Regions from separate parts of the Mus musculus genome. Here region 2 is linked to region 1. A link is a loop called in an ENCODE intact Hi-C map of the cell type or tissue named here. Cell type or tissue: left cerebral cortex. All regions are shown on one strand. Each heading gives the region's core, and the rest is flanking DNA. Links, peaks and the distances in the headings are about the cores only. Region 1 has its middle 87 kb from the start of Gm24780. Region 2 holds the start of Gm24780 (a small nucleolar RNA gene).

What was found. A loop is a pair of places that touch in the nucleus more often than their neighbours do. Peaks named below come from ENCODE experiments on the same cell type or tissue, not always from the same donor. Only the 100,000 strongest peaks of a DNase experiment are listed, where the experiment ranks them.
Region 2: it touches region 1 in a loop (9-fold over the local background); 4 of 42 quality-filtered maps call a loop at or near these places.

What each region holds. Positions count from the first base shown.
Region 1 is chr3:33,297,681-33,313,886 of GRCm38, reverse strand. No RefSeq gene overlaps it. Among named protein-coding and RNA genes, the nearest start is that of Gm24780, 87 kb to the left of the region's middle. In left cerebral cortex, for the core only: a CTCF peak has its summit at 5,553 (motif pointing left); DNase peaks (open chromatin) are centred at 5,416, 6,934, 7,531, 7,890 and 1 more place; H3K27ac peaks cover 2,720 bases.
Region 2 is chr3:33,391,114-33,407,319 of GRCm38, reverse strand. It overlaps Gm24780 (a small nucleolar RNA gene), which reads left to right and starts at 14,121; the gene lies at 14,121-14,263. In left cerebral cortex, for the core only: no CTCF peak of the experiment used is centred there; DNase peaks (open chromatin) are centred at 4,885, 7,872, 8,788 and 9,891; H3K27ac peaks cover 7,015 bases.

The DNA of each region.
Region 1 (16,206 bases), core at 2,919-10,918:
GAACTTTTGGATTTATCCTACTAGAGAGATGCACACTGAAGACTCTTTACCAGGGCAAATTGGTAAAGATTACATGTTTTAAAAAAATCCATATGGCAAGAGTATTCAGATGAGTCACCAGGGGAAAGAATTAAGGAGGCTAGAGATGAAAAACAAAAAACAAAACAAAACAAACAAAGAAACAAACAAAACTAGCCAGGTGTGGTGGCGCACACCTTTAATCCCAGCACTCGGGAGGCAGAGGCAGGTGGATTTCTGATTTTGAGGCCAGCCTGATCTACAGAATGAGTTCCAGGACAGCCAGGGCTACGCAGAGAAACCCTGTCTTGAAAAAAAAAAAAAACAAAAAACAAACAAACAAAAAAGGAGGCTAGAGATGTGGACTTGAAATTACTTCAAGATGAAATAATTTCTCTGATTGAATGGAGTAGCCACCATCCAATCAGAGAAAGGACATATGTGTCCCAGAAACCACCCAAGGTTACATATCTATGGTGCTTCCCATGTAGTTTTGGGTTTCCTCTTTAGAAAGGGATCCACAGTAGTGACTTGCGGAGAAGACAATCAAAACTGGCCCTCACTGAGTCGGGTCACCAGAGGACACCAGCTAAAGGTTTCCGAAGATGATGTATCTCAGAGTAGAGTAAGGAATCAGTGTGGGTAACATTGAAGGTAGAACTCTGGGGGGAGAGAGGGAAGAGCAGAGGAGAGCTCCTACATCAACTGAAGCCATGTTGGGTATGAAGGGCACAGAGAAGAATATGGATATTGTAAACAGTGACCATTTATGTCATCATTTTGATAATTTTTCAAAGACTTTGCCAGAACCAAGTCTGTGGAAACAAATACTTCAGATTTATGATATTGTGAGCTTGCTGCACACTGTCCACCAGGGAAGTATTATGTGGCTCACAAATGTCCATCTGTCCTGTGACATCACTGCCATGTGACAATCTGCATCCAGGTGCAGTTTCTGCTTGGCCTTACTATTTGACTGCCCATTTTTGAAGTGTAATTAGCTAGTAAACTATAAACAAGGTAGAGTTACACTTTCTGGCAAATTCTTTAATGTGACTGATTACCCTCAGCCAAAAAACTACAGTTGCATGAGGTTCTTAAATAAAAACCACAAAGTGATCTTCCCATCTGTCTGAGTCTCATGATAATCAAAGGCATCCGCAGCGCATAGAATTAGCAAGTCAGGATTTGTTCACAGGTTTGGAAGAATCCATCATCAGTTTGACAGATGGAACTGGTTTTGATTTCTCCATTGCTCTCATTTCTGAAGCTACACAGCCCCTATTAAAGGGCTTGTTGGAAGACTAAGACCTGGACCCAGGGTAATTAACTGCAGGCAGGATCTGCGAGGTTGCTTCATTATTTATCATCAGACATAAGCTGAGACTCAGTCTGCACACCATTAGAGGGGATCAATCTGCTGTTATTCCCCCAACCCTGGAGAGAGCTCTTAGAGAGGGCACATGAGGATACCTGGCATGCTCTGTGGAAGGAAGAATGGATGACTCTGCTTCTCTGTACCATTATTGGGGCACCTGCTGTGTTCTCAGCTGCTGTTACTACAAGAATTAATGATGAGTCACCAGTTTTACCTGCACATTCAAGCTCTAGCTATGACTTCACAGAGTAACAACAATGACAAGGACAGTAGCTGGAGTTGTTAAGCATCATGTCCAAGGCATGGTCCTCCTGTGTGTTCTTTGTTTTAGAGGGATAGAAACAGGAATCCACAGAACCCAAGTTTTGCCCGAATTCACATACTTACTAACAGGGTCAAAATGTAATTCTCTGCTCATAATAATCTGTATAAATAGCTATGTCTCATGGTAGACAGAATGATTTATTTCTTTTCCATACTCATGGAATGTCTATAAAAAAAGACTGAAGAGAAAATTAATAAATGTATTATTCATCTTGAGGTAGAAGTAAAAATGATACCCAATCCAGCTGAGTGATGAGTTCTAAAAGGTATCTGTAAATTAACTTCACGGCATCTATTTATGGAATGATATATTTGGGAGGTGTTTCAAAATAATAATGGGATGATATTAACTGCATCTGGTCATGTGTTGATAATTGTTGAAGCAAGGCAATGGCTACACTGGGGTACTAATAGTATTTGTGGAAGTTTTTCCATAATAAAATCCATGTATAAGTGCGCGTGTGTGTGTGTGTGTGTGTGTGTGTGTGCTTGTGTATATATGTTTGTATATGTGTGTATATTTGTATGAGTAGTGTGCATGTATGTGCATGTGTATATGTATACAGAGAGATTTATTATAAAGAATTAGGCCATTTAGTTACTGGGAAATTAGCAATCCAGTAATAAGCAGCAAGGATATCTTGAGACCCAGGAGCACAGATTACATGGTTCAGTGGGCATTGGTGGGGGACAGTCTAAAACCAGTATTGCCAATTCTTTACACTATAGCCCAATTCCAAACTGAAGTCAGAACAGCAAATCCCAAGACCTTCTGTGGATTACTTGGGGACTGACTGCTATGTGGCAAGTACTCTTCTAGTCTACCAACTCCAATCTTAATTAGAAACACCCCCACAATCACACCCAACCAAGTTGACATAACCATGACCATCGTGGTATCTAATGAATAACATGTTTAAACATAAAACAACAGAGGAAACAAGGGAATAAATTATCTAATAAACTTCTCTATCATTACATTAATATACAGAGAGAATTATGTAAATGCCATAGACTCATGGAGACACCAGGGTTTAAAAAACGTTCACATAGCATCTGGCAGAACACTGGCAAAATACAAAATTTCCACACCCAGTTAATATGAGGGATCCCAGAAGGACACATTTCTGAAGGACACTATTTCTGAACCCCCAAATGTTCTGCTGGTCCTAATCCATCCACATACCTTATAACATAATGAGAAAATAGGGGGCAATTCCATAAAAATTTATCAAGGCCAATTGTGATAAATACTATGAAGAAAAGTATGGGACAGTCCAGTGTAGAAGTGAAGCCTGATTTAGGGTAAGGTGCCTTTCTCTTTGAGAACTATGGCACATGGGTCTGAAATAGTGACTTCCCTAACAAAGTGTCACAGGCTGATGGCTTCAGCAATAGAAATGTATCCTTTCTCAGCTTCAGAAGCCAGAGCTCACCTCCTTACTTTATCCCCTAGACCGTGTCTTTGTCTCAGTCTCCTTTAGAAAGAAGATAAAGTCATACTAAGTTAAGGCCTATCCATGTGACCTCATTTTATCTTAGTCACCCTTTCAAATATTGTCAGTCATAGTTGGAAACATAGAGAGGCAGATTGCACTCATCAATATACGAGTTTTAGGTAGACTAAATTTCACCCATAGCAAGAACAATATAGGAAGAAGAGGTTGGAATCGGGATTGAAAGGTACAATATAAATTTGGTGACAGACCATTAAAAACACCCCTTTCTGATAAAGTCTGCTTATTCTGGGATGTACTAGGGACTGTCACTAGGAGAAAATGCTGACGAGAGGGAAGGACTACAAGGTCGAGTGCAGAGAAGATGTATGTGCCCTAGAAGTTACAGTGAGGAGAAAGCTGGATTGTTGAGAAACACCCAAGGCTCTGCTGACTGACACCTGCAGGTTTAGGTTTTCAACTTTACTAACTAGCGAAGATGGGAGGAGTTCATTCCAGGTGGGTTTCTGTTGGAGGCATGATTGGAGTGTTAATGCACAAGGAAAACACTGGGGCACAAACAGTGGCACCTGAGCCAGGTAATAGAGTTGGAGGGAGGGAAGGAGGGAGGGAGGGAGGGAGGGAGAGAGAAGAGAAGAAGGGAGGAGAGGAGGGAGGGAGGAGAGGAGGGAGGAGAAGAGGGAGGGAGGAAGAAGGACTTCTGTTTTATCTCTGACTTGAGCAAAAGGAGTTTGTTCCTGAGGGTCCCTGCTAATACTATTGTGCTATACAGACCCAAATATCAAATGCCAACAAAAACTCGTCAAAGAATTTACTTTAATAATGGTAGAATTCATTAATTTCAGAATCTCAACTATCGACATTTAAAGTTGCATTATAATGCAGTACTCCTTCCATTATAAACACATGTAAAATGTATTTCGCAGAACTGTGCTAAGTGACATCTCCCGATCAGCCAGCTTTGACTTAATGACTATAGGGGTGGGCCTGCGTCCAACCGTGCTGATTGGTAGAATATTTATGATGCCAGAATCCTAATGTATGTGAAGATGCCATGAGATGTTAGGTGACCCAGATTCCAGCCAAGCCTTCTCTAAGACTGGAGTCAATGTTCTAAATCCCATCCTCAGGCTGACTCAGCAAAAGGGCAGGTGTATTGCAGTTCTGATCCATGTTAGGGCCTCTCCACTCCCTGTTCTCACCACTCACAGCGATGAGTCTGCTAACAAGGCAGGCATTTGCCCAGCAGGAAACAAAGCTTTCTCTTCAGATTGCAAAGTGGGTCCATCTTGTTCTTGAAACTCCTTCCTGTCCTACCCTGTCTGCCCCTTCCTTCTTTAAGCTTCCTTGGGAACATGGTCTTTTCTCTGCTTCCACACCTGGTCCCCAGTTTCCCTGTGATAGCTTCATTGCCTTCAAAGTCAAGCACGTTGCCCAAACCTGTGTCTTCCTGGTTATAAACACTAAAGGGGGCCAGAGACAGCATTTATTCAAAGTTGTCTGCATCTGCATGAAGTGGACTCCGAGGGTTTAAAGCAGAGCACACGGGGTTGGGAGAGATGGTGTGTGTGTGTGGGGGGGGGGGGGGGGGAGTGGGAAAGATTTCCACAAAATGCACCAAATTCATATGCGAAATTCTCAAACAGTAAGTTTAAGAATAAAGTTTCCCACCTAGCTCCTACTGCCCACTTTGGTAAAATGTTTTGGAGACAATATTCTACACATTTATTTTCCTAAGCACTACTCCAGAAGTCTTGTTGTAAAGGGCTGACAGACAGATAAGCTAATCGTACTGAAGTCTGATTTTTATTTCACCATAACAACGAATCAAAAATGTTATATTTGTCATGATTATAATTTAAAATGTTTCAGAAAAAGTAATACACTAATTACTGCACGCTCACAGGCTAGACGTAGATGGCATTAGAACCAGACTTACCAACACCTAGATTCTGTTGATGGCAGCATTTCTAGATACACATTAGAATGTGGCATATCAGGACCCACCCCAGACCTCCTGGGCCAAATTGCTCATCACTTGTGGGTGTCAAAGTCTCGAAACAAGTGTTTTTAACACACTCGTGTTTAGAATGCAGCATGCAGATGTGCATGCAATCACTCTTCAGCAGTTTTTGAAATGGTAGGAAGAGGAAGCATTTGAGCCTCCAACAGAATGATGTCACCACTTAGTGGTCTTGTGACTTTGGTAAGTTGCATAACCGGCTCTAAGCCTGGAAGTATTCAGCTATATAGAAAGAGATTAGGTTACAGTTTCTCAGAGTGGCACCAAAGAAATGCCAAGGCCAACTAGGCGTAGGAAGGGGAAGTGGGTGTTGAATGGGGTCAGCCAGAATAAAGGGGTGACAGGATAGAGAGTATGCCACCTGCTGGCAGAAGTGTGTACTTGCAAGAGTTGATTGACATTCAGAAAAGATGATTTGCTTTTTCTTTTGAATTTTGTTTTTATCATCTTTTTGCCTTTACATTACTAACATCTAGGGGACTAGTGGTACACTACAGGACAAGCACAGCCATGAACAAACAAACACACAAGCTAATGAAAAAGTTCTTATGAAAAAAACAAACTTACAAAAACATATGTAACATCTCTGACAGTGACTCTGGTGTCAAATGAATTGATGTTTTCTTCTATTATAAGTCCATAAGTTTTGAAATTCAAGCTTTCTATATGCTAATGACTTTTTAAAAATTAATAGAGAATATTATCTTTTTGAGGCAGAATAATGGTTTAATCAAAATGTTCCTGATTTCTTTGATTTATTGATATAATTTCAAAAGTGAAGGAAGGAATGAGGAATTCATCTATTTTAATATTGATTGGATAGAACAAAAATGTAAAACTTATTATATTAGGGAGGTTGTTTGAGCAGGTTTCTAGACAGACAGGTTTCCTTGAGTGACTCCTTTATCCAAAAGTGGGCATTACCAGTGTTTCTTTAGATGATGGCATTGCAGAAAGCATTCTGCAGGCAGCGTTGTATAGCAATGAGACAATGGCACTCATACATTTGTAGACTTATACTTTTTAAAACCTACTTTAATAAGGGTTCTTAAATGCTTTAACTTCCCTTTTAGCCCACCACGCGCCAGAAGTAGTGGAAAGGAAAGGATTATAGGGCAAAGTGGGATGTGGACTTGTTTAGAAATGGTTTTGGGGAAAGATTCCAATCTTCATTGTCAGGATATCAACAGCTCAGCTCACATGAATCAGCAACAGTAGCTAGATCCACTCACAAACACCACTCATGAACCAGTAATGGGAGTTCGATTCAGAAGAAACTGTGAGGCTCTACCAATCAACCCAAGTCCATGGAAGTGGCAAGAAGCTGCCAGAACGTGATGAGAAGTTCTTTGGTGAGTTTCTCTCTATGAAGTCAGTACAAACAATGATCAACAAAGAAGAAGGCAAGGTGAACCAATGCCACAGTGTCATCAGCCAAGACCACCAGCAGCAAAGCCTGAAAAGACCAGAAAAAGAGTGACAAGGTAACGCCCACAGCATGTTGGGTTATTACCAAACATCATGTGCCCACTCTAGCAAAATGTCACATGTCCTTTTTCCAAGCAGCATCCAGAAAAACATGTCTGTTCTCAGCAACCATCCTCCAATGTGTCTCTTTAGCAAAACATCCTCTCATAAAATATCACGTGGCACAACTGAGTCTCCAAAGAAACCAAAAATTTCCACTTCACACATTACGCTATAGGATGTGACTTTGTCTCACAAACCCATCACGCTCTGGGTTCCAGGATCCAGAAACAGAGGATTCCAAATCAGCATGAAAAGAAAATTCAAAGCTTTATTTTCAGAGTTTTCAAACACTTACCACTATTTGATGTTGGGGAGGGGAACTAAAAAACAGTAATGTGGTATAATTTTTTCATGTCTGGGATTACTTGGTTCCACCTGATTATCACTGTTGGATATATTGTTCATTTTTCTTAACAAAATAGTCTTACAAAATGAAGTTAGGTATATTTGAGTGGCCCTTGACAACACTGTACAAACACAAAAACAAATGCTCAAAATGTAGCTGTGTAACACCGGAAGCTACATGCATAAAGAAAAACAACTTCTCATGACTTAAGGCGGTGTGAGATTTTTTGAAAAACTTCATTCTAATTTTGGCAAATCATCATATCTTCTTTACTCTCTGGAAAAAATAGAATAGAAAAATTATTCAAATAAAACTGTCCTATCAAAACCCAGAAGAATCAAGGCAAGATTTAGAGCCCATATTTCAAAGAAAGTTAGGAGATCACAGAAATCTAAAACAATGCATAATTCATGACAAAGCTTGGCATAGTTAAAATGTCCTTGAATTTTAATTGGATGCCCAGATAGGAGCTTCTATAAATTCTGCTCTATGATGGAGCCATAGAGAATTTTTATACTTGTATAATAATTTAGTTCACCTCTGCAAAAGAAAAAATGTGAATTGAGCATTTCTTAATGAAAAATGTGTGCTTCTGTTTGTTAGAGAAGTGGGAAATCAGTAGTTCCTGACCAGCAAGGCTTGTGAATCTCATGTGTGGGTTTTGTTTGTTTGATTTCTTTTGTTTTAATGTGTATATGAATGTTTTTCCTGTCTGCACGCCTCATGCACTAGCAGGCCAGAAGAAGGAATCAGTTCACCTGGAACTGGAGGTATAGACCCTTGTGCACTGCCATATGGGTGCTGGGAATCGAAGCCAAGTCCTTGAAGAACAGCAAGTACCCTTAACCAGTGAGTCATCTCTCTAGCTCCCCACTTATCCTGTTTTTGTCTTCAATCACTGAGCAAAAAGCAGAAAGTTTGCATCTCATTAAAGCCATTAAAACTATTCATGTGGGCTGACAGCTGGCTTACCCAATACCACCACTTACAATTCAGTGATGTCAACAGCTTAAATGCACCTGTCATTTCATTTCTCAAATATGTGTACAGCAGGTTACTACCATGTTCAAACTGTTCTGTCTTCACTAGTATTTTTGGATGAAGCCATATAAGTTTCATGTGAGAAACAAATGAATCTAGTCTGAGAAAGAACAGATTTGAAGGTATTCATTGTCGGTAATTGGACTATTTGTCTTTAGAGGATTACACAGTGTCAAAAGTCTATTTTCATTCAAGTGGCATATGCTTAAAATAGCTTAGATGAAAGTTATTGACAGAAAACAAAGATAAATAGTTACATGAACTTAAAATTCTATTGTGTCAGACAGAACACCTGCTAATAATATTAGTAGGTGTTATTGTTTTCCTTTATGACAATAAAGGCACATCTGTTATTAGAGTTCTTCCATTCATTCATTTTGAATCAAGGTAGATAGAATACCCTCTAATATATAATCCCAACACAGAGAATGAGTCAACTATGCATCACTGTTTGGGGTCTTAACTGCTACAAATTCCTAGCACTGTAATAACAGCGTGTCACAAGCTATTGCTTACAATAGCAAAAACATATATTTCCTGGTCCAGGAGGTTCAAAATCTGAAATCAGGTTATTGGTCGGGCTCCACTTATTCCACAGACTCAGGTGAACATGCATCTTCACTTCTTCATTCTCCACAGTTGCTGGCAACTCCCTGCTTCACTAATGAAGTGCCTTATACATTTGACCAACCTCTGTATCTGTGTTCACACAACCTTCTTCTTGTCTCAAGTTCCACATGTTCCTTTTTTTATGACACCAATCATTATATTGAGACCCTCCACTATCTGGTATGGCTTTATCATATCTACAAATCTAGATCATATCTACAAATGTTATTTACAAATAAGGTCATATTTTGAGGTACCAGTATTTAGGAATTCAACACATTTTTCTGTGGGACCTATTTCTACCATTCTAGGAATGGTCACCCATTTCTTGCCACATATGTAAGTAGCTAGCCGATTCTCCATGCTCCTCTGCTACAGCAGTGATAAGAGTCCATATCTTAAGCACTTTGTGGAAGACTCTATGCTGTCTTTCCTCATACCTTCAAGCTCTGACATCTTATGTTTTTCTACTCACCACCCACCATTCTAGGATCACAACCTTGATCCCTAGGGATGTTTGTCTGTTTGTTTGTTTGTTTGTTCCAATTCTCATGAAGGTAGCTCCAGGAATAGGAATGAGGTCAGCACAGCCAACATGGTTTCCAGATCCCACAGAATAAAGAATTCTTCAAAGTGTGTGTAGGGGTGTAGTCACCCTGAAGATAGCTGGCTCTGGGACTTCTATTCAAATCCTGAGGAGAAAACTACCTTCTTTTTCTACTTTCCTAATCCAATAAGGTATCAACTTAGAGGGGTGTGGAAAAAAGAGAGAGGTATTGTTCACAATAGACAATTTATTAGGAAGGTGTATCAGCCTCATAATAAAATATCAATCAAAATACTTATGTATGAAATATAACACACAAGACATCTTTAAACCCTCTCTATGGTTCATGTAATAGGCAGGAAAAAATGTGTGGGTGTGGGAGGTGCTGAACAAAAATTTTAAAAATATAAACATAATTAGCATGAAAGATTGCTGATGTCCATAAAATGTTGCAACTTTTAAAAGCAGATGTATTTTATTTAAAAAGCATGATTACTCTGTAACCCCTCTTTCTCCTCAGTGAGAATTGGAATCATTATCTTCTCTTTTCTCCCTGTCTGATTTCTGGTCCATAACACTTTGAGGGCAAAGGATGAGTTTGATTTATCTTTGTATTCCTAGAGTTTACTTAGTGCTTAACTTACATTTTTAAGTTAATTAGTGGCTGAGTGAATAATATGTAAATGATAAGTAGGCAGTCTCACTGGTATGTGCTGTCTTGTGCCACATTGAGTCAAGGATGGCTAAGCCTCTTTTCCTATTATCTGCTCTTCCGTTCTTTCTGCCTTCTCTCCTCCAGTGTTTCTTTGCCTTTATTAGGGGTGGCAAAGCTGTCTTACTAAGACCTGATCTTTAAACCAAACAATGCTTACCTTCAGCCTCCCGGGCAAACTTTATATCTTTATATCACAGCCTTTCACTGCAAAGAGTAGTTTCTCTGTTGTGAGTAGCATTTGTTTGTAGAAACATAAATACTTAGAGGATAGTTTGGTGCTGTCAGTTTAGCTAAGCAATGCTGGTTACCACCTAGGCCCTATAGTCTTACCAGTCATGGGCTTTTGACCAGGTGTACAGTATCAGTCATGGACTCTCACCTATGAAATAGGCCTAGAATCTAATTAAAGAGTCGTTGGTTATCTTTGCAAGACTTGTGCCACTATTGCCTAGATAGGCAAATCTTGAGTGAAAAGTTGATATTATAATGTTTAGGGTTCATGTCTGGATAAGACTACTGATTCTTTTTTCCTGAAAGTAGCCTGCATGGCACCTTTAGGCTCTATGGAAGCAAGCTGGAAGTTTCCAGTTCAGTTTTCAGTTGTTTTCTCTGTATCTTGCTCCATAGACATGTTATGTCTTTAGCAGTAAGGCTTTATCATTTAGTTCTAGAGTGTGTGTGAGTGTGTGTGTGTGTGTGTGTGTGTGTGTAACCAAAAGGAATAATAAGACTTTGTACTATCTTGAGGACCTCTTAGCTCTTCCTGGTCAGTGTCTCCTGTGGAAAAAGCCCACAACTAGTACTGGGATTTTTGCTTCTGTGAGAAGGATTGTCTAGCCATTCAGAGTACCGCTCTTTAAACATTTTGAACTTTTCTCATATTTTTAAATTGGGTTTCACAGTATACTTCCACATGATTTTTCATACGCATTACTTTTTATTTGCCCACCCTTACCTCACCTTCTCATTCCCTCAATGTTCCAATCTCTCCCTGCTTAAGATTTTCTTCTCTCTGTATTCTCTTTCACACTTTCATTTTATCTACATTCTACTAGTCCTCCTCTTTAGGGCATCCCTCCATTGATCCTTTCTAATCTCCTGGCTTCCACAAGTGCTCCAAGTTAAATGAACAAAGCAGAAGAAGATTCAAAGCTAGGATCAACAAATGAGAGAAAATGTGTGTGTCCAGCTTAGATGGCCCAACTAAGTATACTTTTTTTTTCAGTTTGTCCTTTTACCTGAACATTTAATACTTTTATTTTTAAAATTTTTAGTGTATGTGTGTTTGTGTGTGTTCACATGGATGATGAGGTCTGAAGAGACAATCACATTCTGTGGAAACCTACATTTACAGACAAATGTGAGCTACCCATGTGGGTACTTGGAACTGAACTCTGGTTTTCTGGAAAAGCAGCGAGTACTCTTAACTGCTGAATTGTCTCTCCAGATCCCAAGCTCACTTTTACTTGTAGCTGAATAGAATTCCATGGCATATGTCTATGAGATTTCTATTATCCACATATCAATTAATGAATCTTTATGCTATTTCCATGTCCCAGGAACTGTGAGGAGAATGACACTAAACACAGATATGCAAGTATTGTATCTTTCAAATCCATGGCCTCTTCTACTTAATTATTATTACACACACATACAAACATATATACATACATATATTCATGCACATATACATATGTGTATATAAATATAGCCAGTTTGGTTTATTTAGTATGGCTTGTATGTATCTGTGTTCAGAGCTGTCCTCCTAAGGTTGGATAGCCTTACTGAAGGTTCTTCACTGGAGAAGACAATTCATCCCCAGAAGCCATCTATTGCCTGTAGCTTTCTGTCCATGAAAAGGACTTTGTGAGATTTGCCACTCCACATTGATATGCACCTGGTGTGGCCCTTGTGCAGGTCTTGTTTAGGTAACTATATTGTTGAGATTTCATGGCTATAGTTCCCTGTCATATATGGGAAACACCATCTCACAGGTGGTTCCTTGTGATCCTCCTACAATCTCTCCAACCCTTCTTCCCTGATATTCCATGAGCCATAGATGTAGGGATTTGCTGTTGATGAGCACTTTTAAAAGTATTCACTGTTTGTTTTTGTTTTATTTTAAGAACTTTGTTTGATTCCATAGCCCATTTTAAATTAGTTAGTTTGTTTTCACAGAAGTTAATGTTTTAGTTCTTTGTATTATCTAGACACTTACAATATTATATCAGATGTGTAGCTGTCAAAGATTTTCTCACATCTGTGGGCTTCCTCTTCACTCAGATGGCAGTTTCCTTCGATGTGCAAAAGCTTTACAGTTTTATGAGCTCTCCCTCGTCAATTGCTGACCTCACCTCATAAGCTGCCTAAGCCTATCCAAAATGTCCACACCTCTGCCTTTAGGTTAAAATTTACTCCTCATTTTCTCCTTTAACAGTTTTACGCTAGCAGGTTTCTTTTTAGATTTTTTTTTATTTAGTTTATGTATATGTGCGAATGCCTACATATAGGTATGTGCACCTCATGTGTGTCTGGTACCCATGGAGTTCTGAAGTTACAGGTTATTATGAGCCACATCATGGATGCAGGGAACTGAACCTAGGTCCTCTGAAAAAGAAGTCAAGAGCTCTTAACACTGTCTCTCTAGGTGCCAAGAGTAACAGATCTTGCACTGAGGTTATTGTTGCTTTTGGATTTGCATCTTAGGCAGGGTGAGAGGTGAGATTCCAGTCTAATCTCATTCTTCTGCATGTTGAAATCCAAGCTTCCCTGCACCATTTGTTGAAGATGCTGTGTAGGCTTAACATTTTCTCAAAACCGACTTTATTTAGAGTTCTCAAAAGCCTCAACCTCCCTTCTATGCTACCAACCAGGGGTAGGGGGAAAAGAAGGTCAGTAAGAAAAATAGTTTGTAGACCTGTTTAGAAGTAGTTCCTTGGGGTGATTCCACTCTTTGTTGTCAGGATACCAGCAGTCCAACTCAATAACAAACACCAAACACAAATCAGTAGCAATAGTGTGATAAAGCAGAAACAGCAAGACTCTGCCAAATGGGCATGGGTCCACGGAAGCATTCAGAATCAGTGGACTATCACAAGAAGTTCCTTGGTGCATTTCTCTCTATAAAGTGAAGATCAGCGAGGACCAGCAAAGCGTTTCTCGGGATAGCAATGCAGAAGCATCCTCTCATTGCTTGTGAGAGTCCATGTACATCCTTTCTAACCATCATGTGTCCTCTCAAGTGTCTGTTTTCAGCAAAACGTCACACAGTATCTTTGTTTGCTACCAATGAGTTTAGAAAGTGCCTGGAAATGCAATGATAAAACAGAAAGCTGTCTGGTTTTCATCCATTGCTGCATTTCCATGCAATTCCTAAAATCATCCTTAGCAAATACGTTTACAAACTTCCTTGATCACACTTGTCCATTGACTTCCAGTTAGATCCATGGTGTATGACGAGGCTAGATGCTCTGTTTGGGGTTTAGAAGACCCTTTCTATGTGCATCCAGCAGTAGAGACTGCTCGGGTCAGCAAGAGAATCCAGAACAACCTTAGGTGTGGTCAGTAAACACACAACCTCAATCGCAGCTGTTCACCTCCTACACAAAGGCCATGCTTCCAGCCTTCTGTTGCAGCCTTTGAGAAGTCGTGGGTGTAAATCTCATGCAAACATAAAGCAAACATGGCCATGAGGTGAACTTTTACATGGCAAGTCCATCTCAAAAGAGAATGTGAGGGTATTTCTGGGGTCCAATAACTCAAAAATAAGATGAACAGAATTTGCTAATAGATATAGACTTGGCTACCATCCAATAAGACAGTAAAAAGCACACCTCCTGGTGCTACTTTTCAACTGCACAACAATGACTTACATTCTTGACAGAGACAAAATCTGCAAGGTTCACGTGAGCACACAACGTGTACCTGTACTGAGTGTGGACTGAAGGTGCCCCTCTAGATGGATCTAGCACTTTTTTAGACAGTAAGAACTATGCTGACCTGCTTTTCTGCCACGGTTAAAATTTTTGGCTAATGATTTTGCAAACTTGATATGCCCCAGTACAGGGGAAAGCCAGGGCCAGGAAAAGGGAGTGGGTCGGTTGGGGAACAGAGCGGGGGGGGGGGGGAGCATAATAAGGGACTTTCAGGATAGCATTTGAACTGTAAATGAAGAAAGTATCTAATAAAAAATTATAAAATAAAATAAATAAAGATTTTAAGGTTAAAAAAGATTTTGAACAAAAATAAGAAAAAATAATAGTGTTACCATTTGTTATGCAAATGCAGCTTTGTGACAAATCTCCACACTAGAAAAGAGACCAGTGAGTCCCACCATGCTGCCTGCCCTCAGCCTATGGCAAGCAGAGAAGTGGCAAGTGCCACTATTATTTTGTTTTTACTTTACTCAGATAACCAAGTACAGCAGATAGAAATGTGAGCTCTTTCCTCAGCATCTGACCCATTTTCACAGATTAGTCCGTCTTGGGGCCTGTCTCTTGTCTGCTTGTTTTACTTGGTCTAGGGATACCTCACCGTATCATTTACTAAGTGATTAGAATGGTAGGAAGGGTTGGTCACTCATTATTTTGATGTTTTTGCTATCTTTTGAAGGCTACTATAAAGACTAAGGCAGAGAGCAGAGCTGTAGCTAGGGCTCTGTTGGGATACACTGAAGACAGTGCCAGCCAAGCACTACCTGCTGCTATCTCCCTACAAATAGCAAAGTTTGTGTGCAGAAAGGGCAGCAGTGGGACATTCTATTCTGCCAAGCCAGGAAAGAGGGTGGTTTGCTCTGCAATGGAAAGAATCATGAAAACACTTGATGAGAATTCAGGAAAGCAGACTCTAGATCAGCATGAAATATGCTGAATTTTCAAATCCACTGGGTTCTGAACCACATCAGAGAATTCTGACCACCTCATCCTCAAGAGTAGGCATTTCCACACATTTAACACCATTAGCGCCTCACCTGTTATCTAACTAATGCTCTCAGATCTTTTCGTCAGCTTGGCCTCCAAGTCTAGGTACATTTAAAACTGAGACCTTGGATCTTGTTCCTATCATTCCTGTCACTCAAGGAACTTTGGACTTGCAGTTGGAAGATTTAGTGGCAGATACTTCATTTGGTATGCACAATTTAAAAATATTTTGTTTGTGAGTTTGGAATGTTTCATATCTTTTCACACATGACCAACATGGTCATTTCTACACAAGCACACAATGAGCACTGACCACAGCCCATGGTGCTCTTATCTTGCTTCCTTCTTTCCTCCCTCCCTCCCTCCCTCCCTCCCTCCCTCCCTCCCTCCCTCCCTCCCTCCCTTTCTTCCTTCCTTCCTTCCCCCTTCCATTTTGCTCTCTCCCACCCATTTATTCATTCTCTCCCAATATTGAGAGCTTCCAATATTGTCATATAGCCCAGGCTGGCTTCAAACTCCCCATTCTTCACTTTAGCCTCCTGAAGGCTGGGATGAGACTATCTGTATGCACTACTGTGCTCATGCTTCTTCTAAGGAGAATCTTTTCAAGATGCTTGTCCATTTTATTCTGGGTTGCTTATGTTTTTAATTGAGAGCTTTGATTTGAATACCAGCCCTCTGTCAGAGACTATTTGGCAGCAATTGGCAGTCAAGTTGTATGAATGACTATCTGCTCAATCCACTTAAGCTATTGTGTAGTTCAACTCTGATAGTCTTTATTGGATTTTTAATATGGATGGCCTGCCTATACATCAATGAGTGTAGGATATTAAATCACCCACAAATACAGTATTGAGATTTATCTTTTCCTGTATGTTTATTGTATTCATTTTCTACAACTGGATCATATAAAATAAGATGCATATAGGTTTGCAATAATTATATTCTTTTTGTAATTTAGTGTGAGTTTATGTGTGGTCTATGAGCATTTACACTGGAGCACAGTCCCTGTTGTATTGGTGTCAGAGAGAGCTCACTGCCTCTTCAGCTCACACAAGTGTGGGAGCACTCTAGCAGCTCAGGATGGTGTGATGGAGACACCAGAAGATGCAGGGTTCTCAGTGTGTGCTTACTCCAGCAGTGGGAGTAGATGCTCTGTTAGGTGCTAAGCATTCTACCATGCACTGATGATAAAGGATCTGATACTGCTGAGCATCATTGGCCCTGTATCCTCTGATGAGATGGAGGCCTGAAGCAGTCAGTCTACTCCAACCAGACATGGTGTTGCACAGAAGAAGG
Region 2 (16,206 bases), core at 3,856-11,855, 92 kb before region 1:
GCACATGAGTGTGCTCAAATTCCTACATATAAACCTGGCAGATCAGGTGAGTTCCACTTGTATTCTTCAGTAAATATTACTGCCTCTACCTCTGTGGCAGAATATACATGAGCCACACCCAGCCATCCTCACCAGAGAAGACTTCACTCTCCACGAGTAGCCACTAACAAAGGCAGACTTCTTCCTCTCATGTAAAATGTTCTTTTGACACCCTGAAAACTGTCCTCCTGCTATTCTTTAGTATTCACACAAACACTGTCCTTGAGCAACAGTGTGAAGCACATTAGATCCAGACCAAAGTACAAACACTGGTTCTATCCCAGCATCTCAATGCTAAGGAGCCTTATCTCTCTGAGCCTCAGTGTCCCTTTCTTTAAACACCCAAGACATGTTTTGATGTTTTTATCTCTATCTCTGTCTCTCTCTGTGTTTATGCCTGTGTGTGTGTGTGTGTGTGTGTGTGTGTGTGTGTGTGTACATTCATGTGTATATGGACACAGGTTCAGACTGCATACTGTGCATATGACAAGCACAGGATAACCTGAGGTGTTGGTCCTTAAGAGCCTTCAGCACTGTCTGAGATAGGGTTTCTCCCTGATCTGGAGTTTCACCAGATGGACTGGCGAGCCAGTGAGTTCCAGGGATCCACTACACCTGGCTTGTCACATGGGTTCTGGAAATCTAAATTCAGGTCCTCATACCTGCAAGAGGCTGAACCATCTCCTCAGCCCACGGCCTCGTTTTTAAGGAATAAGTGAAATAATTATTCATGAGAGCGCATTGTAAAGCCTGTGATATAAAAATGTAAATGTCTCCTTCTACCTCCCTCTGTGTGTTTTGTCTTTCTCTGCCTGTATGTCTTTCTGTCTCATTGTCGTTTTTTGTCGCCATCTGTGTCTTTCTCTTCCTCTCACACTCTCTCTTTACCATTGTTATTCATTGATAAAGGCCACTAGGAAAACAAAATCCATGAGGATAAAGACATCTCTGAAATTCTCATTTCTCAGAGATACTTGTCAGATATATTTCAATGACCGTGCCATGTTCATTTAGCCAAAAGGCAGCACTTAGTTCTTTCTGCTGAGACACAAGAGGATAGAATTAAAAGGAGAGCAAAGGCCAGGATGACTGAAGAAAGCACACTCACATTCTTCTGTGGACACTGCCTGGTAAACAATACCTGAGGTGTCAATTAGAGTGACCTCTGCAGAAAATAACCAATCCTTAAAATGACAGATAATATATTTTCACACATTGTAGTAAAAAATATCTATGCTTAAATGATTTGTGGATATTTTTCTAATTCAAGATGAACTCATAATTCACAGTTTCCTCATGAATAATTAATAATTAGACTCTTCTTTGCACCCATCATGGGATACTAGAGGCATTACTCAAGAACGCTTTGTTGTAACTTCTGAAAGCAAAGAACAAAATGGGCGAGCTTCTGGGATAGGCTTAGGCATCAACCCCATGGTTAGACTGAATAATTTCAAGGCAGAATATAGATTTTGCAAATCCCAATAATTAGCTTAACCTAAGGACAGACTCCCAGATGTTTCTTTTAAAGCCTAATCATTTCATCGTTGGCAGGGTTAGAGATACCTTGGATCATTTCATTGTTCCAGGGTAACTCCTTCATAACTTAAAATAATTGACATAGTACGTATCTTATAATCTTAAACAGTTCAGCCAACAATTTTGTTGATTGAAAATATTGTTAAATACATTTAAGCAATAAGTTTGATCAAAGAACTAGTTTGGAAGAATGCAAATGGGTCATCACAAGCTAGTGCCAAAACTAGAAAAACATTCCAAATGGTGTCACCTGGCTAAGCAAAGCTCACTCTTATGGCAGACTCCCTTCGCTGTGCACATTTGTTTCATTTTATAGCAAATAAATCCATATTTGGCACCAAGTTTCCCAATTTCATGTACATGATACTGCACAAAGTTCCATTGGGTATTTTTAAAAGATCAAAAGATAAACAATTTACAAATAAGGCCATTTCTTCTCTGTATATTAATTGAAGGGTCTACTGAGATAAAAGTTATTTGAAACACATGTGCTAAGAAGGCATAAAACTGCAAAGAGAGCTAACTATAGATCAATTTAAAATAAAGTAACCCTTATTCCACACCTCCCACCAATTAATTCTAAAAATTAGAAATGTAGTAAAGTTTAGCAAGATGGTCTGTTAACACATATTTTTACTAACTTGAAAGCCCATAGTCCCATGATTCCTGCCAATGGTCTCAAATGCATCCCCTGGTGTCCCATCCACTTGCTGCCCTGTGTGTTGCCAACCCAAGTGACATGTCCCTGTACCTTTCTCAGCCACTATGGTGTTATATCTTCTACTCAAGAAAAACCTGAGGATGTATTTGTGGCCTGAAGTTTGGAGTCTCACCCCTTCCCTTGGGTTTTCTGAACCTTCATAGCAAGATAGCTCCCATCTTCTCCAGTATCTGATTCAGCTGGATAAGGTAAAAAATGTTAACCAGAAAGCATTGTGGTGTAGCTTGACGGGAGCATATACTACTGGAGTCTTAAATTTTTCTCAAACCTAATTTTAATAACAGTTCTTAAACACTTTAACCTCCCTTATGGAACCTCTGGTGGAAGAGAAAAGGTTATTAGGATACAAGGGAAGTGGATCTGTTTAGAAATTGTTCTTTGGAGCAAATCTAATCTGTGTTGTCAGGAAATCAGCAGTTTAGTTCACAGAAATCAGCATTGGCAGTTTATCCACTCGCAAACACGAATATACCAGTATTCCAATTCACCAGTGTCAGAATAGTAAACATGAATCAGCAGAGGTAGCGCAACCTAGCAGAAATAGTCAGGTCTCAGCCAAATCAGCATGAGTCAGCAGGAGGGACTAGGACCACCAGAGACACCAGGAGAAGTTCTTCGCTATGCCTCTCTTAAAGCAGAGATGAGCAAAAAATGTTGAGACCAAGAAGCATTGCAAAGCCAAGCCTTCATCACTGTCCACTGAGTCCTCTTTACACATTCTCCAAACATCACTTGTCTTCCACAGGTCTTGCCTCAGCATGTAAGTCTGTCTTAATGAACCTCCACTTAATTCTCTATCAGCCAACATCACTCTGTCAATCTCCCCAAGTCTCAGGAAGTGACAAGAAGCTACAGAAACCTTGCGAGAAGATTTGTGGTACATTTCTCTCTATGGAGTCACAACAAATGTAGCTCAACAATGCAATGTAAGGCAAACCAATACATGTGTGTTGTTAGCAAAGAATCAATCATGCATCGTGCATCCTTTCATGTGCTTGCTTTAGCAAAACATCCTTTCACCTGTGTCTGCTTCAGGAAAACACTCCTTTATTTGTTCGCCCCAGCAAAACACCATCTGACACAACTTGCTTTCCTAAAAGGCCATGTTTCCACTTCATGCCACACCATTATTCCTCCTGTTGTTTCTACTGGTGGTGTGATTATTACATTCTGTGTCTGCAAGCACGTGCTCATCTTCCCTTTACGTTCATCTCCCATTTTAGTTACAGAAGAATAGAAATGAGAATAGACTAGATTAGGTTTCTACATCAACATACCTCAGCATGTCCACAATAATGTTTTTTGTTTTTTGGTTTTTTTTATGTAACAAGTAGTCATAAATGGTTTGGGTTGATAGACAGATGGCACGGCACATAGACTGATGGCACAGCACAGGTCAATCAGCCCAAGTGATATGATGAGTTTTGGTAAATTGCAGACTCATTTTACAAGTTATGAACAAGATAATCACACAATGCCTTGTTCCCACGGGGGCTGCCAGGGTTAGAGAGGATACTGCAGAAAACTCTAAGGAGGATGTTACTGGAATGCATGGCCATTTGAGGTCATATGGGTGCAAAATGAGCCTTTCATATCTGTCTAGAATAGACAATAAGAGCAGAATGTGAAAACATGATGCACAGACTCTTGCATTAGCTCTGTGGTCTCATCCCAGAACTCTCTAAACTGAGTCATCATGACACTGCTACACTGTGTTTCTACCCTCATCTCTCTTTGCCTTGAAGTGGCTCTTTAAGATCCTTGATTCTACCTATATCTATTCTAAGTGACCACATTATCCATCACAGATGTGTAGCCCTCTGTGTGTGAAGTAAGGGTCTTGTCCTGATAGGAGTGTGTTATTCCCTGTTGATAGTCTGTGTGGTAAGGCAGGAATGCCACCAGTCAAAGATGCCACAGGATCTACACAGATGTCAGAGGGTTCTGATGAAAGACAATACATTTCCTTCCAGTTATCTCAGGGACACAGTCTAGGAGTTGAGTGCTGTCTCTGCACCTACTGGTGAGCACCTAAGCACTTGGCAAAGAGACAGTGTGTAACAAGGTTATATGGTGACCATCTCATAGTGTAAGGGGCCACAGAGCCCAGAAGAAACTCACGAGAGCCAGAGCCTGGGGACACACTCAGGCTAGGATGCCACTCAGTGTGTGACTTTCAACAAGAATTGTATCAACTGTGTGTCTTTCTCGAGTTACACAAGGCAAGAATGAGTGAGGCTGAGCTAGGGTCAGCTTGTTTAGCATGCACAAGGCCATGGAGAAACAAAGCAATAACAAACTGCACAGTAACTGAATCTGTCGAAGAAGAAGAAGAAGAAGAAGAAGAAGAAGAAGAAGAAGAAGAAGAAGAAGAAGAAGCAGCTGTGAGGCACTCAGAAGCCTGGATGCCTTTGCCAAGTCAGACAGTTCTCCTTATGCATTCTGCCCTGGTATGTTGGGGATTTAACTATTTCTTAAAAGACCATTCAAGTGCAGCTGAGCTGTTTCTTCACATGCCTGCAGTTTTTGGCCATGTCACCTCCAGACAAGTATTATTACTTAATGAAAAATAAGTAAATAGATTTTTCTTTTCAAATTAAGAAAAATTCATTAGGGATGACACAACGTTGGATGGCAGCGAAGTGAGGCTGCAAGCCAGTCTGTCTAATTTGGGATGCAGGAACATTCAGCAGTGGAGGATTGAATTGATTCTGGAAAACATGCACTTTTGGATGCACTATGGAGTCTTTTAATGTATCTAATTTCATTAGGAGTTTGAGGGGAAAATACCAAGACTTCTGCTCTCTGTGGTCACTTGCTCTGTAACCCCTGACAGTCATTTAATATCCCTGGGTCTAATTTTATTTGCAAATCACTTGGAGGAGTCTAAGGCCAAGTTTAGGGCTGCAGAGATGACTCAGTCTTTAAAGTGCTTGTCATGCAAATATGAGGACCTGGGTTTAATCCCCCAGGACCCACATGGAAAATTCCAGGGGTAGTGGTATATCCTTGTAACACTGGGAGGCTGAGACTGGGTTTAGTGGCGAACCCAGGGCCAGTGAGAGAGCCTTTTTCAAAATAAAGTGGACAGCACCCGAATAACAACACTTAAAGGTTGTCCTTTGGTTTCCACATGTATGCACATACACATGCACCTGTGCATGTGCGCGTGTGCATGGGCACGACCACACACACACGCACACACACACACACACACACACAACATAAAAAATAATTAATCAAGTAGTGCCTTTGGATTCATTTCGATTTTAAAAGCGAGTTTTCTTTTCATTATTTTTTTTCCTTTTATTGGAAACATGAATGCTTGGCTAGGATTAATTTACCTGGCTGAGTAAGAGCGTTTATAAAATGAAGCTGTCAAAATGAAGGAGTGACTTTTCAGAAGGAGAATATTAAAGTGCAATTGACCTTGAAGCATCCTGCCTGGACATGGCTCACAACCTCTATCCAAAGCAACATTCCTGAGACTATTTGCCTAGTATGCAAATTAAAATCATCATTAAAGGACCAGTGATGGTGTAGTAGCTTTATGATTAATGATTTTCATGGCCATGGGGAGAGATGGTCATTAATTGGCCTGCCTGATCTCTTGCTACTTCTGTCTCTTGGGGTGGAGCCAGTTGCTGACATGACTCCTTGAGGGGCAGGAATACTCTTCACCTGACCACCATGACCTCACCCCTCCTCCCTCCATCTTAACACGGAAGGAAGATTCTCTCCTGAATAATAGTAATAATAGACGCAGTGACAGAAGTTAGATAATATACTCTGTGGCTGACAAGAAGAAAAACAAGACACTAAGGAAGAGGAAATACCAAGTAAGACTTAAGAAAAATATGCAAACCACAGGCTAGTTTTTATTTCAAAAGGTGGTGTGTATCTTCTTTGTTCACGCTGCTTTCTCTGCTCTTGCCTTTCTGGGTGATGATCGTCTGGCATTGTGCCACCTTCCTTTATAACCAAGAGAACATCTATGAGACTCCATGGTTCTCGTAGATGCACGAGCATTTGTAGCTCTAGAACTTCTTCAATTTGGCGACTCTGTAATCTGTAAGCTGTATCCTTCCTGCAAAAAGAAGACACAATATGTTCAAGGAAATCTCAAGGTCAGAGTTATATGTTAGGAATTGGTAAAGAACAGAGGATTTGAAAAGACAGCACAAAGATTATTCAAGGGTATGAATCCTTAATATGATGGACTCCGATCTGGTCATCAGAACCTAGAGTAGCTGAGGGTAATCTGAGCTGCTCACATATTCATCTGTATAGTAAATTCCTTCACTAGACTTGAGATTATCAGGGAGATGCTGTACATGGTATGGTGACATGTAGAGGTCAGAGGACAACTTCTGGGAGCCAATAGCTTCTCCCTTCCACCTTATTGAGGTATTTTTCTTGAGTCTATGTTGCATATTCCAAGCTAGCTGTTCCCCTAGCTTCCAGCTGATTCTTCTGTACCCTGGAGTTGGTGTGTAAAGCTTCAAGCATCACAGCTGACCACATGAAGTGACCAGCACTCAACACTTAGTTGCCACTGTCAACAGAATAATGACCTGGTCCCCATAGCCTACCACAGGAATGCTAGGGGTAGAGATGGGGACCACTGCTATTGGTTTTTATCTGTGTTAGGGTTTGCAAGCATTATTAGTCTTATCTGCTGAGCCATTTCTTAGGCTCCAGCTAGTTTTAAACCAATCTCACATTACTGCCATCATCGGCATTTCTGCCCCTGGTTTGCTAAACTCTCTCAGCACAAGTCCTCATCAGGACCTCTTCAACCTTTTCCTTTCTAATACTTTCTCTTCTTATAAAGTAGACCTTGCTTTCCTGCAATTATTTCTGAACTTATTTCGTTCTTTGCACAGCCAGCTCCTAAGAAAGCCGTTTGCTGTTCAGTGCTTCTCATTTTCAAATTTACCTCTAGGTTGGGCTCTCTCAGAAGTAGACCAGCACAAGGATTCAAGGGCAAGGAGCTAATTTGAGTGACAGATCCAGAGAATACTTTAGGGTGGAAAGGGAGATAAGAAAAAGAAGAAAATCAATGCAAGGGCAGCCAATCATGCCGGTGACTCTCAAATAGGATCCACCTCTAAGCCCATGCTCATAAATGCACTAAGTGCTTCTGACCACATATCTATGTCAACTCAAACCCAGCAGCTACATCTATACTAAGCCCACCTCTCCCAATCCCTGCATATATGACATTGAGTTATTTAACAACATCTCTGAGTTCTAGATAACGCTTGCATAAGAACAAGAGCAGTGCCATAGGTTTAAGTTGGGGCTCTTTGTGTTAAGCAGCAAGCACTACAGGGGACACAGGAAGCAGCCAGCATTCAATCACTAGCTGCCATCGTTAAGGGAATAATGGCCTGGTCCACAAACCACCTCGTGACCGTGCATTTCCTGTGCACAAACAACCTTGTGACTGTGCATTCCCTGTCTTTGTTCAAGGCTCTGCCATCAACCCACTTGCATCAGAAATTTAAAAATCATCTCAGAATCTTTCTCGCTCTCAAACATCAGGCGCCACATTCTGCCAACTCTTTAACTCCCACGTTTTTTCTTAAATTTGTCATTTCCTCTTCATCCTTCTTCCTCTGCCTACTGCCAGCTCTCATAATTTCTGACTTAGAATTTCTTGGGGGGGTGTTCGCACGGTATGCAATACCAAGCATAGTGTCTGACAGAAACTAATAATGCAATAAACATCTGAGCGGTTTAACCAGCAGCAAAGCATCCCTGTCATCACAAATGACACCATGCTTCTCCTAAGTACCTAAGAGTCCTTGATTCCACATTTTTCTCTGAGGCACACATTACACATGACTAATCTCGGTGCCTCTTTCGGCACACTATCCTGTGCTGGAGTCCTAACCCTGGGACTCTCACATATCCTCCAGTTGTCCTTCTCTTACTGCTCAGTGTGAATTCTACACTTATATGATTATTGTTCTCTCTCTCTCTCTCTCTCTCTCTCTCTTTGTGTGTGTGTGTGTGTGTGTGTGTGTGTGTGTGTACACAACATGTTCAGAGGTCAGAAGACAACTGCAGAAGTCAGAGCTTTCCTTACAAGATCTGGGTCCCAGTGAATGATCAAACTCAGGTTGTCAGACTTACTCACTGAACTATTTCCCAGTCCCCTATCAGTTTCAGGTAAATTCTTAATAAATACCGTCCTCAATACTCTGAAGATTTTTGTTAATGTTTGTCACCTTAGCCTTTCCCACCTTTTCCTTTTCTTAATTTGCTTTGGCAAAAAAATGAGCTTTGCGCTGCAGCTGGAGCATGCCAAGGCTGTGGCTTGTTGCCAATTCTTTTCTTTTGTGGACCTGTTGTACGATCTTTGCTGTGATCATAAGAATAGATAACTATTCACCCAATAGAGAACACCAGCAGCAGACAAGCAATTCTCTCAGAATCTAGCTTGCTAACCTGTGAGTTTGTAGGCTTTACTCAAGGGAGTACTAGTGAAGAGTTTACTAACAGGAGCCTGGGTGTCTCAATGGCACAAAGCCCATCCCAGCCCTGGCATTCCCTGAGCCACCTTCAGACAGCTCCACTGCCGTCTTCTCTCTCTAGCTCCAGGATTTTGAAACATTCCAAGTTCCATATTTTTCATCAACTTTCTACTCTCATATACCTTCCTCCTCCCTCTTAGGAGGAAGAGACTGTATAAGGAGAACCCCTCTTCCCTGGGTCTTTCTGTAGATGTATCTTTCTCATCATTTGTGCAACAACTCACCACACTTATCTCACTAGTTGATTTATATTTTTACGTCTTATTGTCTGGTCCCACTCCTAGAGTATAAGCTACAAGACTCGTCTCATCAGTTACATAGAGCTGAAGGCAATGCCTAGCACATACTAAATTTCAATATACTTTTGTTGTTAAATCTTTCTTAATCCCTAACTCTGTTTAAAAATAGGCTCTTTAGGACAGTTTTAAAGGATAAACAACACAGATATTAACGAAGAGAACTTGAATGCATATAGGTAAGGAAGGAAAATTAATTTCCACACATGGGTAAGGCAAACTATTAAAATACTTTTGCCGTCAATTTTTAATTCAGTCCATCCATTATCATTATGATACGGAAGGAGGAAAGGTCTAAACGACTTCAATATAGACAATGGCTATGTGCTGCTGTGTGCTGAGCAAACACGCTTCAGCAACATGAGAGACCACCACTTTGATCAGAAAAGACCCACTTCTGTTAGCCAAATAACTTTTGGGTTGAATATGGTAATAATGAATGCTTTCTCTCCTGTGTTCCCCAGCACTGAATCTATGAAAATTTAACATTGTTCTAGCAGAATAGTCATGGAACGGCACATTCAAAGTGATGCCACTTTGGTAGCATGAGCTGAAGTAAGGGACTTGGAGGCATTTGGCACAGCACAGTGGGCAGGTGCTTATGGTGTCAGGGCCATAGGCTGCTCAGCAAACAGCAGGTGTCTCAGCCCTGTCTCTGCGGTGGCTCCATGCTGCTTAACCTGGAAATCCTCAGCCAGTTTCCAAGGCTCCTTTGATTTCCCCTGAGAGTCCCTGTACCAAAAACAGCTCTTATGGTAAGCTTGAGCTGAGGAACAAATCGAGCTGGGAACGCTCCCATGATTCCCATCCCCAGAGAAGCTGCTGCTTTTAATTATAGCACAGATTTCGATTTCCAGCATGCTATTTTGAAGAAAAAAAAACATGGGGGATGGGAATAAGGAAAAGAAACTACCAAGATATTTTTTGAAAGCAAAGTCATGAGTCGGGGCTGTGGTGATGGGCGCAAGAGCTGGGGCCAACCATGGCATATTAGTCAGGGTTCTCTAGAGTAACAATTTATAGAATGTATATATATATATATATATATATATATATATATAATGTGTGTGATATTAGAATATAAAAGATATTAGAATGACTTACAGGCTAAGGTCTAACTAATCCATCAGTGGCTGGATAGGAACAGATTGTTCAAGAATCTAGAAGTTACTCAGTCCATGAGTCTGTATGACTTTATATGCTGTAATCCCAAATAAGTAGATTCTAATTCTTGAAGTAATTGCCTTGCTAGCAAGATGAGGGCAAGCAGGCAAAGTGCAAAATCTCCCTTCTTCTATGTCATCATACAGACTTCCATCTGAAGGCTTGGCCCAGATTAGATCTAATTTAAAGATCTGGATTAAAGGCCTGTCTACCCATCTCAAAGATCCAGATTAGAAGTGGATCTTCCTACTTCAAATTAAGCAAAAAGTTCCTCACAGGTGTGCCCCCCTATTTTGGGGTTCTAGTTAATTCGGGATGTAGTCAAATTTACAACCAAAATTAGGCATCACAGTGGCAAGAGAATTTAGAATCACAAAACCCTACTTGAGTTCTAATTAGGTCAACCCTGATAAGAGCTGTAGGAAGTCTCCAGACAAAGATCTCACGTCTCTATAGCTAAGACAAACTTCTTTTAAAAGTCCAGATACTTGCCAATCATAATAATACAGAGCCAGAGAAACAGTCTCTCTAATGCCTCTGAACTGATTTAGAGGTTGAGAAAAACAGATGTTTGTAGTGTGAAATATTCTCAAATGATATTGATGGATAGTGCCTATCTTCTCTTTCAGACTTCATGTTAAAAGTACAAAGCAGTGTCTACAGTGGCAGGAATCTCCTTCTGATGTCACCAGTGTTCCTCTCTTCTTTCAGGACACTCAGGTTGGCCCTATCCCCAGCCCCCAGCATAGTTCAATGGGACTAAACTTTAGTCAAGAGAATGAGAGGAAAGGCTGTGTCTGACCTTTTAAGGTGGACCCACAAACCCGCTGAGGATAGTGATCATTGTAGTTCTCCCTTCCAGACAGATACAAGTAAAACCAGTGACATTGAAATCAGCCGCTGGAATACAGGATGGAAGAAATAAGGGTGTTTGAGTCCTTTGGTGAAAAACCATGCTTTCAGGGTTGCACTGCATGAGAAACAAACTTCCTTTGTCTAGTCGCTGGCGAGGGGACTTCGCTCTCATTTCTGTTAGCCTTGTCTTTACAAATTCAACAGGTTCCACTTCCTGCTCAGAAATGAAAGAGTCCAGAGAGTCTTGTTTCTCTCCTGCTTTTCATTAAAAATTGCTGAGAATTTTTAAAAGGATTTTTAATCTCATTTTATACACTTTCACTCTGAATGCAACTTTCCAACTGTAATTCCCAATTGGGAAAATTTTGTTTCCAGTGGGTGTTACATAACTGCACAAAGGGCTGAGAGCTTTCTGATGGGAACTTTTCTGTGTGTGTGTGTGTGTGTGTGTGTGTGTGTGTGTGTGTGTGTTTCCCTGCACTGATAACTTTTTAGGTTAGTTAGCAATGAAATTTAAAACTGTGGGCATATATTATAAGGGAAATAAAGATAAGATAATTCATTATGCTAATTTCAAGTTTCCAATCATCAGCTCCAAATGGTCTGCCTAATTAAAACACCTCTCTGAGAAGTGGCTCCCAAGCGGTCCAGACACCAGTTTTACATTATCAGCCCTTTACATTGTGAAAATGTTCATTGGAACCTTCTCAGTGCTGTGTGAAATTATAGATTTTCTAGAGATGCAGTCATTTCTCAGTATAAGACTCCTTTATTCCCAAATCCTATAAATTTCATTTCAATGTGTGTGCCTGGTTCCAGACCAAGGTTTTCTTATAAGGAGTTAATCAATCATAGTTCTAAAACTGTACCATGCAGACAAGAAAACAAACTGTTCTCAGGTTTACAAATTGAAGGTTATGGAAATAAATCCTAAGGTGTTGACTCATGCATGCAGCTCTGTGACTCTATCAGCACTCAATTTGTGTATGTAAATATTCACTAACCCCTGGAGGTTTATAAGTGAATGAGAATTCTTGTAGAGAAAGGCAGACATAGTCCTCTCAGTGAAAGTTGGAAAAAAAAAACTCCTAATTGTGGTAAACTGCTTTCTTTGGAACAGAGATAACAGATTGAGTCTTGGTCAAGACACATGACAGCTTTGTTGTCAGATTGCTTTCCTTTGGGATTAGTCTAACTACCCAATACTCTGAGTGTCTGATCTTTATTAAAAGTAATTGGATATTTCAGAGTATTTAACATTAAGCCAGCAGGTGAGTCCCAGATGCCTCTCTGGGTAAATCTTCATTCACCTCTAGTCTTTCCCCAAGCTCCTCCTTCCTTTGCCAGGTTTCCTTCCCTCTCATCCCATTTTACTGATCCCTCCATCCCACTACCCACATAACAAAGGACAGTGATTTAAAGTATCTCACAGTTGCTGATTATCTATGTTTACCTTACAGCCTCACCTTATGCCATTTGCCAACTCAAAGCTCTCCTGGAGAAGGAACACTGGGGTGCAGTTGGATGACTTTAAAACTTAGTCACTAACAAATAGTCTAGGTTAACTTGTCTTTGGACTTTTAAAATACCTGTAAAATGAATCTATGGCAAAAATAAGGTGTAAAAAGAGTCCCTCCTGGAAGCCTATCTGGAGTTGGGAAATGGGTGGGCCTGATCTAAACAAATTATATTAAAGTATGAAATACCAGAGAATCCATTTTTAAAATTCCTTAATTCAGTGTTGTTGATGCAAAAGACAGAGCTCTCAGCTGCTCAAAGGGAATAAGTAAGAGTTTATTCTAATTTCACACGTGAATGACCATGGCCCAGGAACACAGATTTTGGTACCCTGAAATTTCATGTTCCAGCATGGAATCAGTTTTGTGAAGTTTTTATAGGAACAGAACAAAGAAAGGTATAAGTCATGACTCGCTGAAGCACATAGGTGGGAACATCAGAGAGGTGATCACACCAACTTGAGAATCTCCCCTGCAGGAATTAGATTAGTTACCCAGTGACATTCCTAGTTTGGGGGGTCTGTGGGAGCTAGTTGCCTGCTAAGGTAATGGCGTCTAAAAGGATTTTATAAGTTAGTCACAGGATATTAATTTTGGCACAGAGATGGACAAGGGATGGATAAGGGACGGTTATTTGGTTACTCATGGGGCTAAAACTAGCCCAGATAAGGTAACTAGGCTCAGAACCTGCCACACTCTCACCCCTCTGTGTTACTGAAGTTCTAATCAGCCAGTTAGTGCGGCTTCAGACACACCTCTTTTTTCTTTCTTTTTCTTCAGAAGTTCTCCTTCACTGTCCTTGGCTTTACTGTCCTTGGTTGCTTTCTATTGCTGTGATAATTATCATTACCAAAGCAATTTTGGAGAGGAAATGGTTTACTTCATCTGATAGCTACTAGTCTATCATGAAGGAAAGTCAGGGCAGGAACTCCAGGCAGGAATCTGGCAGCAGGAGCTGAAGGCAGAAGTCATGGAGGAGCACTCTTACTGGCTTGCTCTCCACAGCTTATTCAGTTTCATATTATACAGTCCAAGACCACCTGCCCAGGAGTGGCACTGCCCACAGTGGGCTGGACCTTCTCATATCCATCAAGGACATCCCCCACAGACTTGCTCACAGGCCAACCTGATGGAGGCATCTTCTTCAGCGAGATTCCCTCTCCAGATGATTCTCCATATGTCATGGCGACAGAGAAGTAACTAGCCCAACAATGTTTTCCTTTTCTGAATAAACCCAACCTCTCTCCCTATTCCCTGCTCCCTCCCCCTCCAAAAAAAAAAAAAAAAAAAAACCCATACACATTAGAATCTCTGAAAATGCTCAAATTCAGTAAGTTTTAGTGCTTTGAAAGTGCTAGACACAAAGGAGAACAGATACAATCTCACAGCAGATCCAAGACTTCCTAAAAGCTGTGTCTGTCCCCCGACCCACAACCCCTCTACCTGTTGTTCTGGCAATGGGCAAAGAGACACCTTGTTGGTGGTGGTGTTTTTATATCAGTCAGGGGCAAATCAGATGGCAGTACTTTGTTCATCCTAGCTTGATGCCTGGCTTGATGGTCAAAGCTGTTTTATGCCTAGGACTCATAAAAATCAAATCAAACCCAGGCAGCACAGCATGGGAGGAGGAAGACAGAAATCTGTGTTCCACCATGTGACTCAGGTATAGGTTGGGAAAGATGCCCACAGTGCCCCTCGACCCACTGCACAGGCAGGCCATAGACACCTGCCTGCCAACAAAACATGCAGCGTAGACAAAGGGTTGTCACTCAGGGGCCTGTCAACTGTGGCCAGCCTGTAGCAGTAGTGACAATGTGCAAGTCTATGGTGGGCAGTTGAAAAAGAAGGAGAAGTGGAGTAGCATAAGCATTATGAAGAGAGAATGAACTGGAGACTCAAGAGTGGAGAGGAGTAGCCTGCTGTGAGTGGCCAGCCCTGCCAGCTGTGGCTATGATGAGGTCCCAGCCCAAGCTGCTGCTGAAGGCCATAACTGGGTCCTTGTCTACAAGGCAGCAGGGATCAGTGTCAATGTCTGTAGCTCATATTACCACTAGAGAACATGACCACATGGATGCCAACGGGCTGGGCAGAACTGGCTCTGCCCCTTACTGCCTTTGGCACGCTGAAAAGCTAGCTCCACCCCTCAGCCTCTTGACAGCAGCAGCACTCAGGAGAGTAGGGTCCTGTACCTTGCCCAGGCATCACAGTGGATCTGGCACTGGTGGTGGGTATGGGAGAGCTGACCCTGCCACTCATCTTCCGTAGGGTTGCACAGGTACAGAAGTGATGTCTGCCCCCAGCCCCTCTCCACCTCAGGCAGTTGGGAAAGCCAGCCGCCCACAGTGTCATGAGCCTAGGAGAGCTAGCCCTGCCCCTCACCAGCTGCAGAATTCAGGAGTGTGGGCCCTTCACCTCACCCAGACAGTACAGTAGTGCTGATCCTGTTGGCAGGGGTATGGGTGAGCCACCCCAAGGGTGTGATTGAGGGATAACTGGTTCTGCCACTTGCCTGTTTTAAGGTGGCTTGGTGGGTGGGGGTGGGAGATGGCCTCTGCCCCTTTGGCTCTTGTCACTGCCACTGGAGGCAGTGAGGAGAGCTGATTCAGGGTCATGAGAGCAGGTGATCTGGCCCTGGCTCACCAGCAGCAGCACTCAGGAGAGAGGGCCCTGTACCCCACCTGGGCAACACAGTGGAGCTGGCTCCCATTGCAACGGCACAGGTCAGCCAGCCCTGAGGCTGTGAAAGTGGGAGCACTGGCCCAGCCCCTTACAGGCTGCAATACTTGGGGGAGTGGACCCTGCACCTTAACTGGGCAGTACAGTGGAACTAGCTTTGGAGGTTTGGGTGTGGGTAAGCTGGCCTTGAGGGCATGTGAGCAGGAGAGCTGACCCTGCATTCTGATGATGATGGCATTGGATGTTCTAGCCTGAATAGGGCTAGAGAGCTTGCTGGTGATGCTGATAAGGGAGAGCCAATGCAGAGACTGGCTCAGCTACCGGCCATGCCCAGATCCAGGGCTCTGAGTTGGTCCATCCCAAAATCTACATCATCTGTGAATGGTTGAGGCCAGTCCTGCTGATCCAAAGCTTCAGGATCTCTATGACACAGGGTAACAACTAGATAACCGGGAGGAGTCTCAATGAGAACCCAATATTGATGGAGTCATAGAAGGCAGAGATCTCAAACCATTGCAATCAATATTTGCAAGTGAAGATATGTGGACAGAGGGACATACTGTGAGACACACTGTGACATCCTACAACTTCCACAACAAGAAAAAAAATTAGTCTCTCCTGTCTGTCAACCTAGTCTTCAATCACCTCCCAAAGCATGTCTAAACTCCTGAGTTGTCTCTGCAATAAACTCTCAACCTGAGGTTGGCACACTTACTTTCTCTATCCTGTGAGTATAGGGCATGTGCTGCCAAGTTTAGGTCTGAGCCCTTGACTTACAGGCAGGTGACTTTCTAATACAGATTACTGTATTAGAAAAAAATTCTAGTCCCTAAACCCTACATAAGAATCTAATAAGA